Regions from separate parts of the Homo sapiens genome. Here region 1 is linked to region 2. The links are chromatin loops, found by intact Hi-C in ENCODE. Cell type or tissue: chondrocyte. All regions are shown on one strand.

Region 1 (8,000 bases), 110 kb after region 2:
GAGCAGGTACCCCATCAGCAGAGCGTGTGCAGGGCGTCTGTGCGTGGACCTGGGACCCGGCTCTGCAGTTCCCAGCCCAGCCTCCCAGGGATGCAGGAGGTGTGAGAGTAGTGACGGGGGGCCGGGGGCTCCACGCCAGGGTGCGACGCCTGCTCGTGCTGGGGTCTACTCTGGTGGATGAGGGCCTGGCCGCTGGCCCTGCCTGTGTGCAAAGGAACCACTGGGTAAATGAGAAGAGCCTTCCTCTGACAACTTCTTGCCCATCAGGAGACAGAAATGCAAAACACGAGGTATTTTTGGCATTTCCCCAGTGGCCATTTGCATGTTTTTAAAAAATAAAAAGGCTCCCAGAGGTGTAGTGAAAGGACGCGTTGTGCTCTCTGCTCCAGGCCTGGCAGAGTGGGGGCTCCAGGCGCACACGGACAAGGCGGCCCCACCACAGCCTGGGTGTGTGCACGGCCTGGCCCCTCAGATGGGCTGAGTTTGGGGCAATTATCTCAAATTAACAGATGTCAATCTCCTACAGAGTCTCTTCCTGCCTTTTATCTTCTCCAAAATAAAGTCTGTTCCCAAAATGAACAGTTACAGGTATACACACTTAAGTTTATCCTTATGCTCTGTCTCCAAAGAAGAAAATGTGTGTCTGTTACAAACCCTCAATTACTGATAAATCAGACAAAATCTCCTTTTTCTCTGTTACAGTGCCGGGCTGCTGCCTGGGTGGAGGGTGGAGAGGAAATGTGAGTCACACAGGACCCCAGAGCCGCCCAGCCAAGCCCTGGCCATGCCAGCCCGGGAGGCCCGAGGTCCCCACGCAAATTACCCACCAGATGAACCCACTCGATAGAGCCTGGCATCCCTCTCTCCTCTAGGAAAAAAATTACAGGAAACTAAAAAGTACACTCAGTTGCGCTTGAAGCCATCTGAGTTTCATGAAGCAGCAAGTCCTCCAGGCCCTGGAAAGCTCAGGAGCTGGGAAGAAAGAGGCGTTTTCACTCCAGCACAGGTGCTGATGCCACAGGATTCCCAGAAGCCCCCAGCCCAGATGCACCACTCAGAAGCCCCTCCACCCCCACTTCATAAAAATCCAAATCACTCTGTGTGTAACTAAGTCTTCTGGTTGTTTGGCACCTTTTGAAAATGACTTTTGAACTTTTCTTATGACAAAGTCCATCTTTGGGGTGAGGCCCCGTCCACACCCCACAAAAGGCTGTGGTCCTCTGAAGCTCCCGGGCGCAACAGGCTATAGTTTGCTTCCCGCCCAGCCCAGGAAGCTCAGAGTCACAACTTCAGCTTCCCTAGGAACTTCCCTGACGCTGTGGAGGCCTTTGGCACTGGCAAGGGGAGGGAGGTTCAGTGACTGTGCTGAGCAGGAGGGACACTGAGGCGCACACGGGGCCAGGATGTCGCGTTTAATGACACCCCGAGGGGACGCCATTTTTGCAGCCGAGGCCAACACAGCCTGCTCCTCTCTTTATGTCCCGAGAAGCAAGAGGGACTCCAGCCGTCTCCCCCGCGGCCTCCTCCAGGTGGCTGCCCCGCAGCGGTGAGTCCATGAAAAGCAAATGGAACGACGGCATGGAGGCGTCTTTTCCCACCCGTGCCTCGTGGGCCTGTGGGGAACCATCCTTGCCGGAGCGGCCCCAAGGGGAGCCACGTCTGCGTGGCCAGCCAGGCCCAGCTCAGCAGCTGCCATGGAGCAGCCTCCACCGCACACCTGGGAGCACCCGCACCCTGCAATTCCTGCGCAGGTGGGAGCAGATACGCTTAGACTTCCCCTAAAAGTGCGGGGAACCGACAAACATCCCTGCCTTCCTCAAAGACCCCGGCTGAGCCAGCGCCTGTGGCCTTCCCTCTTGGAGGTGGGGCCTCTCCCCGTGGTGTCCGACGTCTGTGGCCGTTTCAGGTCGACCAGGGTGAGGGTGAGGGCAGGCTTTCTGTTTCTGCTTAAGGATCATAAAGTAATTGTCTTTCAAAAGCAATAGTATTCACGGCCAGAAATGTCTATCTAGCAATTGCTTCCAGAACAAGACAAAGCGCCGAGACTGCTGAAAGATGGAAATAACCTCGCATCTCAGGAAAGGAGACGCAGGGCCGCGTCCCGCCGGCAAGAGCATCGCCATGGCGGCTCCCAGCTCCGTGGAGGCCCGGACGGGCAGCGCCGGCCCCCGTGCTGTTCAAAACTCAGCCCCTGGCAGGAAGGAAGGCAGCCGGTCCTGAAAGGGCCTTTGTGTTCAGCCTTATCAGAGCTCCGAGTCCTTAGTAGGAAACTGCCCGAGTGCAGGAGTAAAAATATTCCAGATCATTAGGGAATTCCCTGCAGTCTGAGTCATCGGGAGGCTTCCCTGCCACACCCGCGAGGTTTCCACACAGGCAGGCCTGCGGGCCCAGGAGCCTCCCAGACCGGCCAGGACCCGCCGCCCGGAGCCGGGCCACCCCCACGCCGGTGCTGATGCTGAGCCACTGTTTCCACAAAGAAAGCCACGAGGGCCGCTGGTGGAAGCAGCAGCGTCCCTGGGTCCCACGGTGCCCTCGAGCCCTGCTCCCCACGGCGTCTCCTGCCCTGCTCCCCAAAGCATCCTCGTGCCCTGCTCCCCGCGGCGTCCTCGTGCCGTGCACCCCACAGCATCCTCATGCCCAGAAGCGAGCGTCCCTGGGGCGTCTCATCCATCCCCGGCTCTCCCCCAGGAGTCTGTCCCAGCCTGGCTCCCAGAGGAGATTCTGGAGGGGAAACAGCCACCCAGCCCTGCTGCACATCTGCCTGCAGGGCCTCACACGGAGCCACCCTGTGACCCACAGCCCTTTCACACCGAGGCATGTGCTCAGGAGACAGGCAGGCGTCCACACAGGACTCACGCACTGAGGTTCATGGCGGCTTTTCCACGATCATCTCCACAGGGTGGACGTGGCCTAGTGCCATCGACAGACAGGTGTGGGCAGCCACACGGTGGGCTTCCCTCAGCCACAGAAAGACCCCACGTCCCGACCTGTGCCAACGAGGGGACCTGAGGACCCTACGCCCTGACCCACACCAACGAGGGAACATGGAGGATGCCACGCTCCACAGAAGCTGCCAGGCACCACAGCCGGCAGGATGGGGTTCCCCAGCAGGCCAGCAGGGAGCAGCCAGACCAGGCGAGGCCACGGCGAGGGGGCATTGGGGTTGTCGGAGCCGGGGTGGGGGAAGGGAGAGCAGGGGTGGCCACTCATGGGCAAGGGTTTCTTTCTGGGGACAAGAAAATGTTCTGAAATTGGTGGTGGCCGCATAATTATGTGAAGCCACCAAAACCCACCGAATTATACACTTTGAGTGAATTAAATGGTGTATAGATCATATTTCGATAAAGCTGATATAAAAAAGAAACTAGCCAACATGACCATGGGTGACTTTGTCGTGTATGATCCCAAAAGGCCTGAGAAGGGAGAGGAGGGAGGGGAGCCAGAAGCCCGGCCCCTCCTCCTGCAGTGGGGACTGACGTGACGCGTGGCCTCCCCACACCAGCGGGGCCCAGGCAGGGGGAGTCTGAGAGTCGCCCCTAGCGCTATCCAGAATGCGGCTTGATGAGAACTGTGGGGTCATCACTCAATTCTAGGGGTCCTGGACCATCTGGGCCACTGAGCCATCCTCAGGGCATGAGGAAGACACGGGCAGGTGTCTCTTCCCCGGGCGCTGCCCTCCTTGCCTTCCCTGTGTGGTCTCTGGGAGCAAACAGAGAAGCCTGGGGGTTCAGCCCGGCCACCTGTCCTGCTCCCAAAGACGCCATGTGGTGACAAAGCAGCCCCAACTCTCCTCTCTCGGAGCACACGGCGACAGTGATGTCTGTCCACACTCACAGGCGCCCAGCAATGTCACCTTCTCCCTGAAAACACAAATCTGAAAGATCTGCATTTGGCCTTTAAACTGTTGGGATGGACACCTCTGAAGGTGTTGTCATTGCGATGCTGCCTTCGGGGCCAGCATCCAACATCTTCAGGAGGTGACAGCTGAGCTGCTCCACACAGGGAGGCTGCCCGTGCCGCGGACGCTGGAGCTGGGAATTCCCAGCTGTGTCCTCCTTGCTCACCCAGCCCCGTCAGAGGGCACACCACGGAGATGCCACAGAGGCAGCCATCCCCCGGGTCCATCTCCCTCGGCCTACATCCCGCACGACTAAAACAGAACACAGACCCCACCACCCACCTGGACTCCACCTTCCTCCTCGGCCCGCTCCTCTGCCCCAGGCCGAGACCTTCCACAAGGGACAGAGGAGGGACAGCAAGGGCCGAAAGGGGCAGTGCCACTAGTCTGCCTTACAGGGGCCCTGACCCTCACCTCCTCCCCGCCCGCGAGAAAGAACCAGACCCTAGGAAAACAAGGAGCAGGGGCAGCTGGAGGAGGAGAGGGGCAGGGTGGCCAGCGGGCACTGATGCCTCACTGGGGAAATCGGGGCCTGCAGGGGCCTCGGGGCTTCCGCGACACCCTGGGGTGGGTGAACCTCCCCCTGGCCTTGAAGGAACCTGAAGGTGAGCCCGGAGGGAGTGGCTTCAGGCCTGGGGACTCCTCTGACCCGGCTCTCTGGGCGGACAGGAGGGTCCTTGCCTGGCGCTTCCTGCACCTGGATGACATGGCCTCTGCCTGGGGACATGCACCCCACACTCGCCGCGGTGAATGTGTGTGTCCCGGCATAGGACCAGCAGCTGCCAAGGCCACGGTGGTTCCGTGACAGCCCAAAGCCACGGTGGTTCCGTGACAGTTCCGTGTCCTTGCAAGTGTCCTGCCAGCTGCCAGCTAAGCTCTGTGGCTGCTGGGTGGAGCCTCCCAAAACAACGGCCAGGTGCCTGTCAGAGCTTGTGGAAGTCCTGGGAACCACACCGGTCACGGTCCCATGGCAGGGCAGCCTTGGAAAGGCCCGGGCCTTTGGTCCCTTTATTTGAAAAATAACAACATACATTTGGCCCAGATTTGGAGTCCTGGCCCTCCCAGTGAGGTGGGAGGCAGGCCCTCCGCCTGCTGCTGTGTGGAGAAATCTGGAAACCTAGCCTGCGTCTCCTGCAGTGTGGCTAGTGCCTGCCCACAGGCCTGTCTTCTCCACGTGGTAACATCCAGGGCCAGAGGATGGGGCGGCCGTGGGATGGGGCGGCCGTGGGATGGGGCGGCCGTGGGATGGGGCGGCCGTGAGATGGGGGGCGAGCTGGGGTCCCACCATGTTGGGTTTGGGGCGAACCTGGCTGTCTGGGGTTTCTCAGGGGAGGGCTCTGGATGTGCTGGGCTGGGGGCCTCCGGGAGGGGCTCTGTCTACTCGCTCCCACCGTGCAGGCCACCCGGCCTCCCACATTTCTGTGTGTCTCCCTGCGAACCAGGGCAGGGCCCCTGGGGTGGTGGCTGGCACGGCACTGGGTCCAGGCCTGGGCCTAGGAGCCCTGGCACAGCCCGTCTCTGCTTCCCGGGAGCCCCGGCCGCCTGTGAGATGCCAGGCTGCCTCCCCAGAGGGGCCCCGGGAGGCCACGTAGAGGGGCCCTGATTACCTGGAGAAGGAGACGCCGGCCGTCCAGGCCCCAGCTGGCCTGCCAGTCACGGCGGCCACAGAAACGACCACTGACGAGACCCGTGCAGCCCCACCCGCTGAGCCCTGCCCGCTGCGCGATCGCTGGCAAACGGAGTGGGAGTCTTCACCCCCGGCGTCGTAGTGTGGCTTCCGCGCAGCGACACCAAAACAGGCTTCGCTGATGTTTTTAAAAAACGGCACCAGAACAGACGCGTGACTTAAGAAAAGGAGGTTGTTCAGCTCCAGCATCGAGAACTGGCTCATGTTTGATGCATCCACATCTCAGAACCTTGCGCCTTCTGTCTCATCTCAGCCAGGCTCTAGACACAGCCCGAGCTCACGTTTCACGCGGGCGTTCTTCGGGCGTTTCGTTTATGTTGAACGTTAGTGTGTCCCTCAGCAGCTTCAACGTTCACGCGTGTACAGAGAGGTGCCTCACATCGGAACACAGACACAGTGATCTTTAACAGGCGGGAGGGGTGCAGGTGTGAAGGTGGGGAGGGGTGTGGGTGGGAGAGGGGTGTGGTTCCCACTTCCTGCAGCTGAACCCCTGCAGCCTTGGAAACTGGGGGTTCTTGTGATGCTACCAGGGGCTTCTAAACCAACACCCGGCCCTCGGCTCCCCACAGCCAACCTGCCTCCTGGAAGAACATTCCTCACAGATTTTCATCATCGGAAAATGTCGTTTTCCGAGGAAGCTGTAAACTAAGTCCTCAGAGAAAGGCTGACTCCGCTCCCGGCCTTTTGCGCCGCCCTGAGACACCTGGGAGGAAGCTCCGTGGAGCGCAGGCTGAGACTCAAACACCCACCCTCCTCCTGCCCTGCTGGAGCATCCCAGAGGGACCCGGCACCCAGGCTACGGCGAGCCATGCCCTTGCCCGGCCGGCTCCCCGCAATGCAGCCCTGCTGCGGGGACTCCCTTCCTCATGAGGCCAACACCAGCTTCTCCCAGCCTTCCAGGGCAGTGGAGCCGCTCCATCTAAAACTTCCCAAAGCTCAGAGATGCTGTGAACCCATAGCAGCTGAAGGTGGCCTGGCTGATACGCAGAGGCTGAGCTGGCCTGGACAATGAGCTTCCTACGTACTCCAGAGAAGGACAGGGTGGAGCCGACCCTGGCCTGTGTCCAGAGCCAACATTCCCAACAGCTACAACCATCTGCACCCTCGGAATGAGCAGGACAGTCGAGAGACGCAGGGGCCCTTCCTGGAGAAGCCACTTCAACTGCCCTACTGACGGATTTCCTCAGCAGGAACCTCCCCTCCTGAGCTCACACCCGGCCCTGGTTCCATCTGCAAGAGCAGTCTAAAACAGAACTTTAAACAGACCAGACGATCCCATCAGAAAACGAGAGGGCAACTGTGTTTTTAATTTAAATTCAGTTTAGTGGTTTCTCTCGTTGCCAGGATGAGGATGTGGGGCTTTCTGCTGCACCAACCTGTCACTGCACATCAGCACGTGTTGTAAGCAACGGCTCCCGCCTGAGAAGCCGGAAGTGGAGGAAGAAAATTATGTGGACATTTGTTCTCCACTTTTGAAAACATGGAATGTGCTTGTGTGTGTATGAATATGCAAATTATCTTATTCAACTATAAAGAATAAAATTATCAACGTGGTCTGGCTTCATCCCTGCAGTATTCACAGCTTCACGTGCTCTCGAGCACAGCACCTATTCATTTATGGCTCACCTGCTGTATACCAGACGCCGGCTGGTGCTGGCAGAGGGTCAGAGACCCACCCTGACCTCATGGGACAAGAGGAGGACATGGGCAGACAAACTGGCATTGCCCAGAAGTGTGGCTGTGGCAGCCGAGCTTAAGGGCAGAACAGGTACCCCTCCGGCCTGCTGACCCCACAGCTCACAGTGATGATGAAGGCAGGAGGGGCTGCCTGTAGGGGCGGCCGCATGAGGCCAGGGCTGGTCCTGCATCCCCTTGGCTCCTGGCCCTCGCAGGCTGGTGGCTGCCCTTACCCATGGCGCCGTGGCACCAACTCAGCACAGTAACTTGGCTAGGGCAGGAGCTGGGGCACCTCTGCGGACTGCATTCGGGGGGAGGCTCTGCCAAGGTGCCCAGGCCTCTCTGGGCAGAAGAAAAAGCAAGGAGGCTGCTCAGGTCTGGGCTTTGAAAAGCAGAAGCTGGGAGCCACGGTTCTGGCCAGTCTTGGCCCAAGCGAGGCCCTACACTGTGGGCGAAGTGTTTCTCCGCCAACGCGTGGACACACACCGAAAGCTCTGAAGGGAAAATTATTTCAAAATTAGCCTCCTCCCGAGAAGGCACGGGCAATGCAAATGCCTTCCCGGTCACTGCCCTTAGTTGGTTTTCTCTGTAATTTAAAACATGTTTTCCAATTAAGCCCTGATTCTATAGGAAGCCAAGTTAGAGTCAAAGACCTCTAAAGCCGATTTTGATTGAAGCACTTAAGTTTCCGGCAAACTGTACAAATCAAGACCCCATTATCAAGGCTGAATGCCTCCG
Region 2 (8,000 bases):
GCCTCTGGGTTTCCCTGAGGGGGCCGGGAAGAATTGGAAGGTGTTGGGTCTGAATTCAGTCAGAGCTGGAAACCAAAAGAGAAGCAAAAAGTGATAAAAGAAGAAGAAAGACAGGTGCCCGCTAGGGTGAAGTCAGTGGGGAGGGCCGGGCTGACTCATGAAGAATTCAGGGAGGGCTCTGGTTGAGTCATGATTGGGGCCCTCAAAATTCTGTGTTCAGTTTTGTTGAAACCACTCCTAATGATCATCTTGAGAGAAATGAAAAAGTCAAGAATTGGGCTGATGGCCAGATGGTGTTTCTGAAATAAAGATCACATCTCTCAAGTGTCAAACTACACCGCCAGACGACAAACCGTGGGATGACTAATTCCTGTCTCTCTTCCAGGGCCCCTGCCGTGGCTACAAGCGCATGCCAGCGGGATGCCCTCGCCCCGACCCCGTGTGAGCTCCGCAGCTGCTTGCCCTGGATGAGGGGGTCTTCCCGTCGCCCTCTGTGGTGGTTGGATGTTTGGTGGATGTCTACTAAGGCCTCTAAGAAGTCGGCTCTCAAGCAGGAGAGGAAAGCGTCCCCATCCTCACCCACCCTGCTTGCTGGAGGGATATGGAAAATGAAACCCTACCTATCCACGTTCGTCCCTCTTAATTCTGTGACCATGATAGCTTGAGTTGCCACCCTGCATACATAAGTACTGAAAGGCGAGACGGTAAACTCAACTGTGGCTCCCAGAAGCTGTTATAAACGATGAACGCTGAGCCTCTTGCTAGTGTAAACATCTTTGAGAAACAGCTCTGAGGGGTGTGTGTAGCGAAGGTCTGGGGCAACCTCGGCCCCGCCTTCAGTTTCACTCATTTCTGTGGGCTTCCATCAGCCTATCTTCTGCAGGCCTGGCTTTTTCTCATATAGTTCAGTCCAATTTGCTTCATCTTGATAACTCACCCCAGTCACCACCACTGGAGAGATTTTTCAGACACTCCACAAAAAAATAAAAATAAAAAAAAAGCACCAGTTCCATAGATCACTCACCGGGACTATAAAGGTGAGAGTGCTGTCCCACTGTACTCAGATGGTGAAGGTGAGAGCACTGTCACACTGTACTGAGACGGTGAAGGTGAGGGTATGTCCTGCTGTACTGAGACGGTGAAGGTGAGGGCATGTCCTGCTGTGCTGAGACGGTGAAGGTGAGGGCATGTTCTGCTGTACTGAGACGGTGAAGGTGAGGGCGTGTTTGGCTGTACTGAGACGGTGAAGGTGAGGGCGTGGACCGCTATACTGAGACAGTGAAGGTGAGAGTGTGTCCTGCTGTACTGAGACGGTGAAGGTGAGGGCGTGTCCTGCTGCACTCAGACGGTGAAGGTGATGGCGTGTCCCGCTGCGCTGAGACGGTGAAGGTGAGAGTGTGTCCTGCTGTACTGAGACGGTAAAGGTGAGGGCGTGTCTTGCTGTACCCAGATGGTGAAGGTGAGAGCGTGTCCTGTTGTACTGAGACAGTGAAGGTGAGAGCATGTACTACTGGACTCAGACACCATGTTATCTAAATCTGCTGAGCACCGTAGCGAAACCTCACCTCAGCTGTTGATGTATTTCCCTTCTGGCTTCAGAAAGAACGGTGTTCTTCCAATGTGTTTTTAAAACATGGAACACAATATTCTTCACCCTCAGCAGGATTTAGAAAGAATTATCTAGTTACCCAAAGATCAGAATAAGCAGGTTCTGTAGGAACAAGTGCTTCTTTTTCCAGGATCCTGGGGTGGAAAATTCATGCGTGTTTCCCACTTGATGTTCTGATGCCCATGTGGTCAAAGTGTACTTGAGGACGCCAGGTGAGGTTTATGGCAAATCTGAGGAAGAGACCGTGGCCAGGTAGTGTGGCGCATACCCCAGCTTAGTGACCTGAGGAGGTCGTGAGTGCTCCCGCCAGGAGCCTCTGGTTTCTAAAAGGAGCTCCTGAGTTTCTGTTTGTCTGTCCTGCACCACCTTTTTGCATTGATTAACTTTGCTGTTGGTCTGGATCTCCATCTGTTAATTATTGAAGAGGCACTTATTGGTTTTTTTCTGACACCCAATTCGATTTTCCACATTTAGGACACTTCGCAGTTCCATGCTGAGAAAAAAAATGTTAGCATAAGGAGCAGCTTTAAGGTCCAAATCTCAGCTGATGGCGCTCAGCGTTGCACGTGATTTCCAATCTTATCAGGAGCCTGGCAGGAGCATGGCTGCAGCTGCTGCCAGGTCCTTGAGCAATGTTTAGGTGCCACAGGTAACAGCCACGCAGGTGGAGCAGAAAACAAAGCCGTGGACAGGGTTGCTTTCCAAGATGCATGGAATGCAAGAATGTTCTGGGACCTGTGTAAGAAATCTTTGCTTGCCCTAAGCTCACGGGAAGAGTGGTGAGCCAGTGAGGGCACACAGGTCGGACCACCTGCAGAGAAAGAATCACCAATAACCAGCGCTTCCAAGGTGGCTGCGTCCACTGAGGCTTCTGTCCACAATGGGCTGTTTGCCCTGCACCCCCTCTGACACTGGCCCCGTCAGTCCTCTGGGCTTCAAGCCTTCTGTGGGGGGATGATGGCATCTCGTGGTTGTCCTCCTGATGAATGGTGACACTGAGCACCTTTCCAATGTGGACTGACCATTTGGATATCCTCATCTGTGAAACTCCTGTGCCAGTATTCTGCCCATTAAAAAAATAGAGCTGTTAGCATGTTTCTTATGGATATGTAAGTGTTCTTTATATATATTCTGGTTATTTGTTGGCTGCATGGACCACCAATCTCTGAGTCTGACTTGCCTCTTCTTTTTGGAATGATGTCTTTCGATGAACAAAAGTTTATCATTTTAACGAAGTCAAATGAGATTAACCTTTTCCTGTATGGCTTGGATTTTCTGTGTCCTATTTGACTGCCCTGAGCAAGCTTTGCCTGCCCTGAGCTCGTGGAGATGTCCTGTTCTTTCTCTTTATTCTTTTATGCTTCACTTTAGGGCCAGAATCCACCCAGGCCACACTTCTTCTTCCCTGTCTCTTCCCTTAGACAAATGGAGGAGACGGACAGCGGAGAAGTGGAGGGAGCTGGGGGGAAACTCAGAGCCCAGAAGCCGGAGCTCAGGGAAACCACGTCTTCTGTGTTGACTTCGCCATCTCAGGGGGAAAGGAAGATTCACACAGACTTGCCCGCTCCCCTTGGCTGACTTTAGGTCAGGAAATAGCATGTTCACTTCGGTATGTGGGTGACATCATCAGCATGGCCACTGAAACAGGAGGTGAGGCTGCAGACGGGCTGGGATCCGCCTTGGCGAGCAGAGGCCTGCGCCTCCCTCCTCCACGTCCCCAACACCCCAGATCCGTGACATCCGACACCGAGCAGCTCACATCGCAAAGGAAACACAGCCAGCCCTGCCGAGAGCTGCCTTTCAAAGTAGAAAAAAATCCCCGGAGCAAATGTGTGCACAGGCCCTGCATTTAGAAAGAGGCGGCTTAGCCAGACATAGCTGGAACAAACATATAAAAAACATCTGTGCCAGGAAGCCACTCGCCAGCCCCGCAGACTGGGGGCCCCCACGGTGCCCTTGAGGGGCAGCAATGGCCCCGCCGCGTGGAGCCCCCCGCAGCAGCACCACCAGCCGCCAGCAACAGCTTTGGGCTTTCCTGCTCCTCACTGAAAATGGGCCACAGGCTCCGGGACAGACCACCTGCAGCCAGCACCCCCTGACCAGGGGCGGCACCAGCGAGACCCAGACAGACGGACCAGCAATGCCTTTCCACTTCTTCTCATCCTAATGTCAGTTTTCTTTCTGGTCCTAAAAGTAACGTGATCCATTGGAGACAAGTTGGAAAATGCAATGCAAATATATAAAGAATATGCTACCAGTCACCCACAACTCCAGGCCTAAGACGTGGCTGCATTTTGGTGTGTTGTAATCCTGTCTCACACCTTAGTCTCGTCACAACAAAGGAAGCGTTTCAGGGACACAAAAGCCTTTACAGAATGAGGGCAGATCCCACAGCCTGAGGCCAGAGGGACGAGGATGAGGCCGGGCTTGGCGCCGGCCAGGGGTGGGTGCCCGGGCACCGAGGCGAGTCACTGACACCGTGCAGTTCGGTGGGGCCTGGGGAAAGGTACAGCAGGAGGATTGTGGGGTGGGGACAGAAGAAGAGAGTCCTCTGGGATGGGGTGATGGGGACACAGTGGGTTTCACGACCCGTGCGAGAGAGGCCGGGAAGAGGCGGAAATGAGGACGGGCCCTCGGGTCAGTGCTGCCGCAGCCTCCTCAGAGAAGCAGCTTCCAGGCTGCAACGACTTAGACCTGTTTGTGAAACAGCTGGTTGTGAAATCAATTTAATGAGTCCTAACGAGCATTTTCAAAAAGGAGCAGAGCAGCATGGAAGCACCTATTTCTATGACCATAATGGAAGTCGTGATTTCTATCAGGGAATCACTCATCAGAGGGAGTGCTGTTTCACAAACTCTTATTTCACTTCTGCGTGTACGTGCTGGTTGTGATGTACAATGTGCCTCTTATTGTGGGTCTCAGTTTAAAAAAAGTTGCAAAGCCCTGGCTTAGAAGAAGAAAGAATTCAGAGGCCACATGTGACGACAGTTTAAGCTTCTGTAGATGAGAAAGGGACGGGGCACTCTTGGAAGCAAGGATAGTCCAGGCGGTGGGGCACGCGGATGCGAGGCTGACGGATCTCACACAAACGCACAGGGCACGCTGAGTTAGTCCCCTCGGAGCTCCTCTGATGTAGCCACGGTCCCTCCAGAACCTGCTGCGGCTAAGCCCCATCCGTCTCTGCGGTGGTCCCTCGCTACGTCCCACTTTCTCTTGTTCCTCCTCCTTTCCCCAAGTGACTTCTCCGGAAATGACTCTTAGAACAAGCCCAGAAATGAGCTCCAGTAAAGACCCAAAGGAACAAGAAGGCAGGCGTGCACACGACCCGGGACCCTCACCTCAAAGGAACAGGAAGGCAGGCGTGCACACGACTTGTGACCCTTCACGCGGCCCCCCGCCGTGTCAGCTTCAGTCGCACACCTGTGTCACAGCATGTTCACAGCAAAAACAAGGCATTTTACCTTTTCATAATATGGTCAGAAGTGGAGACTCTTTCCTTTCTCCTTTCAAGACGCTGAGCCACCCAAATTCCTTTTATATCCGTGATTAATAAAGGCATTGGCCAGGCGCAGTGGCTCACGCCTGTAATCCCAGCACTTTGGGAGGCCCAGGCGGGTGGATCACCTCAGGTCAAGAGTTCGAGACCAGGCTGGCCAACATGGCGAAACCCTGTATCTACTAAAATAAAAATAAAAAAATAAAAAAATTAGCCGGGCGTGGTGGCAGGCACCTGTAGTCCCAGCTACTTGGGAGACTGAAGCTGGAGAATTGCTTGAACCTGGGAGGGGGAGGTTGCAGTGAACCGAGATTGCACCACTGCACTCCGGCCTGGGCAACGGAGCAAGACCATCTCAAAACAAATAAATAAATAAATAAATAATGGCATCTCCCTGTCTACTTTTACATTTGTATTTTTGTACACCCCCACCCCGCCCCCCACCACACACACAAATCAGCATGGGTTGTTGTAGGGATTTACTTTAGGAAGGAAGATATGGGTAAATTGGAACCAAGAACACTTGTTTCCAGAAGACGACTTCTGGACCAGAGCAGTGGCCAAGGAATGAAAACATAATTGCATCATGTCCTCCAAGCTTCCTCGGAGGCTGGAAGGAGTCAGACCAGAAGTGCAACCACCGTGAATTGGGACATGTTGTGTATTCATACATGTACAAATTTTTGAATGTGAAGTTGCTTGCAACTAAACTTTTTTCCTAAGTGTACTGTACGTAGTTTTGATGAAGATAACATATATTTGCACAAAAATTTTCAGACACATTAAATTACTAATTGTTTTTGTAAGTCTCTCTGGAAGCAGTGCATGGATTGCATCCTGGTGCAGACTGCTGGGGATTCATTGTTTTTACTTAAAGACCTTCCTCCTGCACTTGCTGTTCCCTTGCCTGGAGTGCTCTATTTTCATTTTCTTTCTTTTGAATTTTATGTTTTTTTTTTTTTATTTTTTGCAAGCTCCCTGTAGCTAGACAAAGTCTGGCATGGAGTAAGCATTGAAGGTGTAACCCATGATGAGGGGTTTGGATTTATTTATGGAACTGGCTCACATTTTTAAAAATATGATAACCAATGAGTTGAAGATTACATTGTTGGTGTTGGCAGAAGAAAGTATGTATGCCAACAATGTGGGCACACTGTTAGTGTGGTAATTCAATGCCTAAGAATCTAATATGGAGTAATCCAAATATGAACAAGTGTGTACATATATTTACTGATGTATTGTTTTAGTAGCATAATTTGGAAAAAGCTAAAATATCCAACAATAGCAAAGCAATTAAATAAATTTAAGAACTCAATAGAATATAATTGTATCAGTCCGAGTTCTCCACACAAATAGAACCAGCAGGATATATGCAAATATAAACACACACATATGCAAATGTAAACACACACGCAAATATAAACACACACATATGCAAATATAAACACACACACCCAAATATAAACACATACACATACTCAAATGTAAACACACACACGCAAATAGAAACACACATGCAAATGTAAACACATACACATATGCAAATGTAAACACATACACAAATATAAACACACATGCAAATATAAACACGCAAATATAAACTCATACACATACACAAATATAAACATGTACACACATACGCAAATATGAACACACGCAAATGTAAACACATACACATATGCAAACGTAAACACATAGACACACAAATATAAACACACACACAGGCAAATATAAACATACACGCAACTATAAACACATGCAAATATAAGCACATACACATACGCAAATGTAAACACATACACATATGCAAATATAAACACTCAAATATAAACACTCAAGTATAAACACACATACGCAAATATAAAACACATGCAAATGTAAACACATATGCAAATCTAAACACACATATGCAAATATAAACACACACGCAAATATAAACACATACACACAAATATAAACACATACGCAAATGTAAACATACACACAAATATGCAAATATAAACACATACACAAATATAAACACATGCAAATATAAACTCATACACATACACAAATATAAACATACACATGCAAATATAACACGCAAATATAAACACATACATATGCAAATATAAACACACACACAAATATAAACACACGCAAATATAAACACATATGCAAATATAAACACACACGCAAATGTAAACACACACAAATATAAACACACATACGCAAATATAAACACGCACACATACACAAATATAAACATATACACATACACAAATATAAACACACACACATACACAAACATGAGAGAGAGGGAGAGAAACCTATTCTAGGGAATTGGACCGTGCAACTCTGGGGACTGGAAACTAAAACAAAATCCACAGGGCAGGCCAGTGGGCTGAACAGTTGGACTAGATTTCTGTGGTGTAGTCTTGAGGCAGAATTCCCTCTTCGTCAGTAAATCTGTCTTTACTCTTAAAGGATTCAACTGATTGAATAAGAGTAATCCACATTGCAGAGGGTAATTTGCTTTACTTAAAGTCAACTGACGGCGAATTTTAATAACGTATTTTAAAACTTTCACATCTAGATCAGTATTTGACCAAGCAACTGAACACCACAGTTCAGCCAAATTGACAAATACAACTGACCATCACAATAATGTTGCCATTTAAAGAAATGGTTAAGGGGGTTATGTAATCATGTGAGAGGAAAATGCTTAGATATTTAGAAAAAAAGCAGAACACAAAACTCCAGTGGATCTTGGTTATGGCAAGGTTAAAAATGTGTAAGACAAAAGGCAGAAATAAGAACACCAAATGCTGATTATGAGGTAGAGTGGTGAGATTAGGTGTGATATTTTCCTCACATGCCTAGAAGTTTTATAATGTTGCTATAATTTTTATCATG

The links. Peaks named below come from ENCODE experiments on the same cell type or tissue, not always from the same donor. Only the 100,000 strongest peaks of a DNase experiment are listed, where the experiment ranks them.
Region 1: it touches region 2 in a loop (1.9-fold over the local background); 1 of 110 quality-filtered maps calls a loop at or near these places.

The regions. Positions count from the first base shown.
Region 1 is chr18:79,452,904-79,460,903 of GRCh38, reverse strand. All of the region lies in intron 6 of NFATC1 (nuclear factor of activated T cells 1), which reads right to left. LOC101927897 (a long non-coding RNA gene) reads left to right here. Exons shown (of 3, transcript XR_001753515.2): 3 at 1-3,377. Among named protein-coding and RNA genes, the nearest start is that of NFATC1, 61 kb to the right of the region's middle. RefSeq lists an enhancer at 148-507. In chondrocyte, no CTCF peak of the experiment used is centred here; no DNase peak of the experiment used is centred here.
Region 2 is chr18:79,563,211-79,571,210 of GRCh38, reverse strand. No RefSeq gene overlaps it. Among named protein-coding and RNA genes, the nearest start is that of CTDP1-DT, 110 kb to the left of the region's middle. RefSeq lists enhancers at 1-380, 381-937, 1-995. In chondrocyte, no CTCF peak of the experiment used is centred here; DNase peaks (open chromatin) are centred at 440, 2,460, 3,250, 3,590 and 1 weaker place.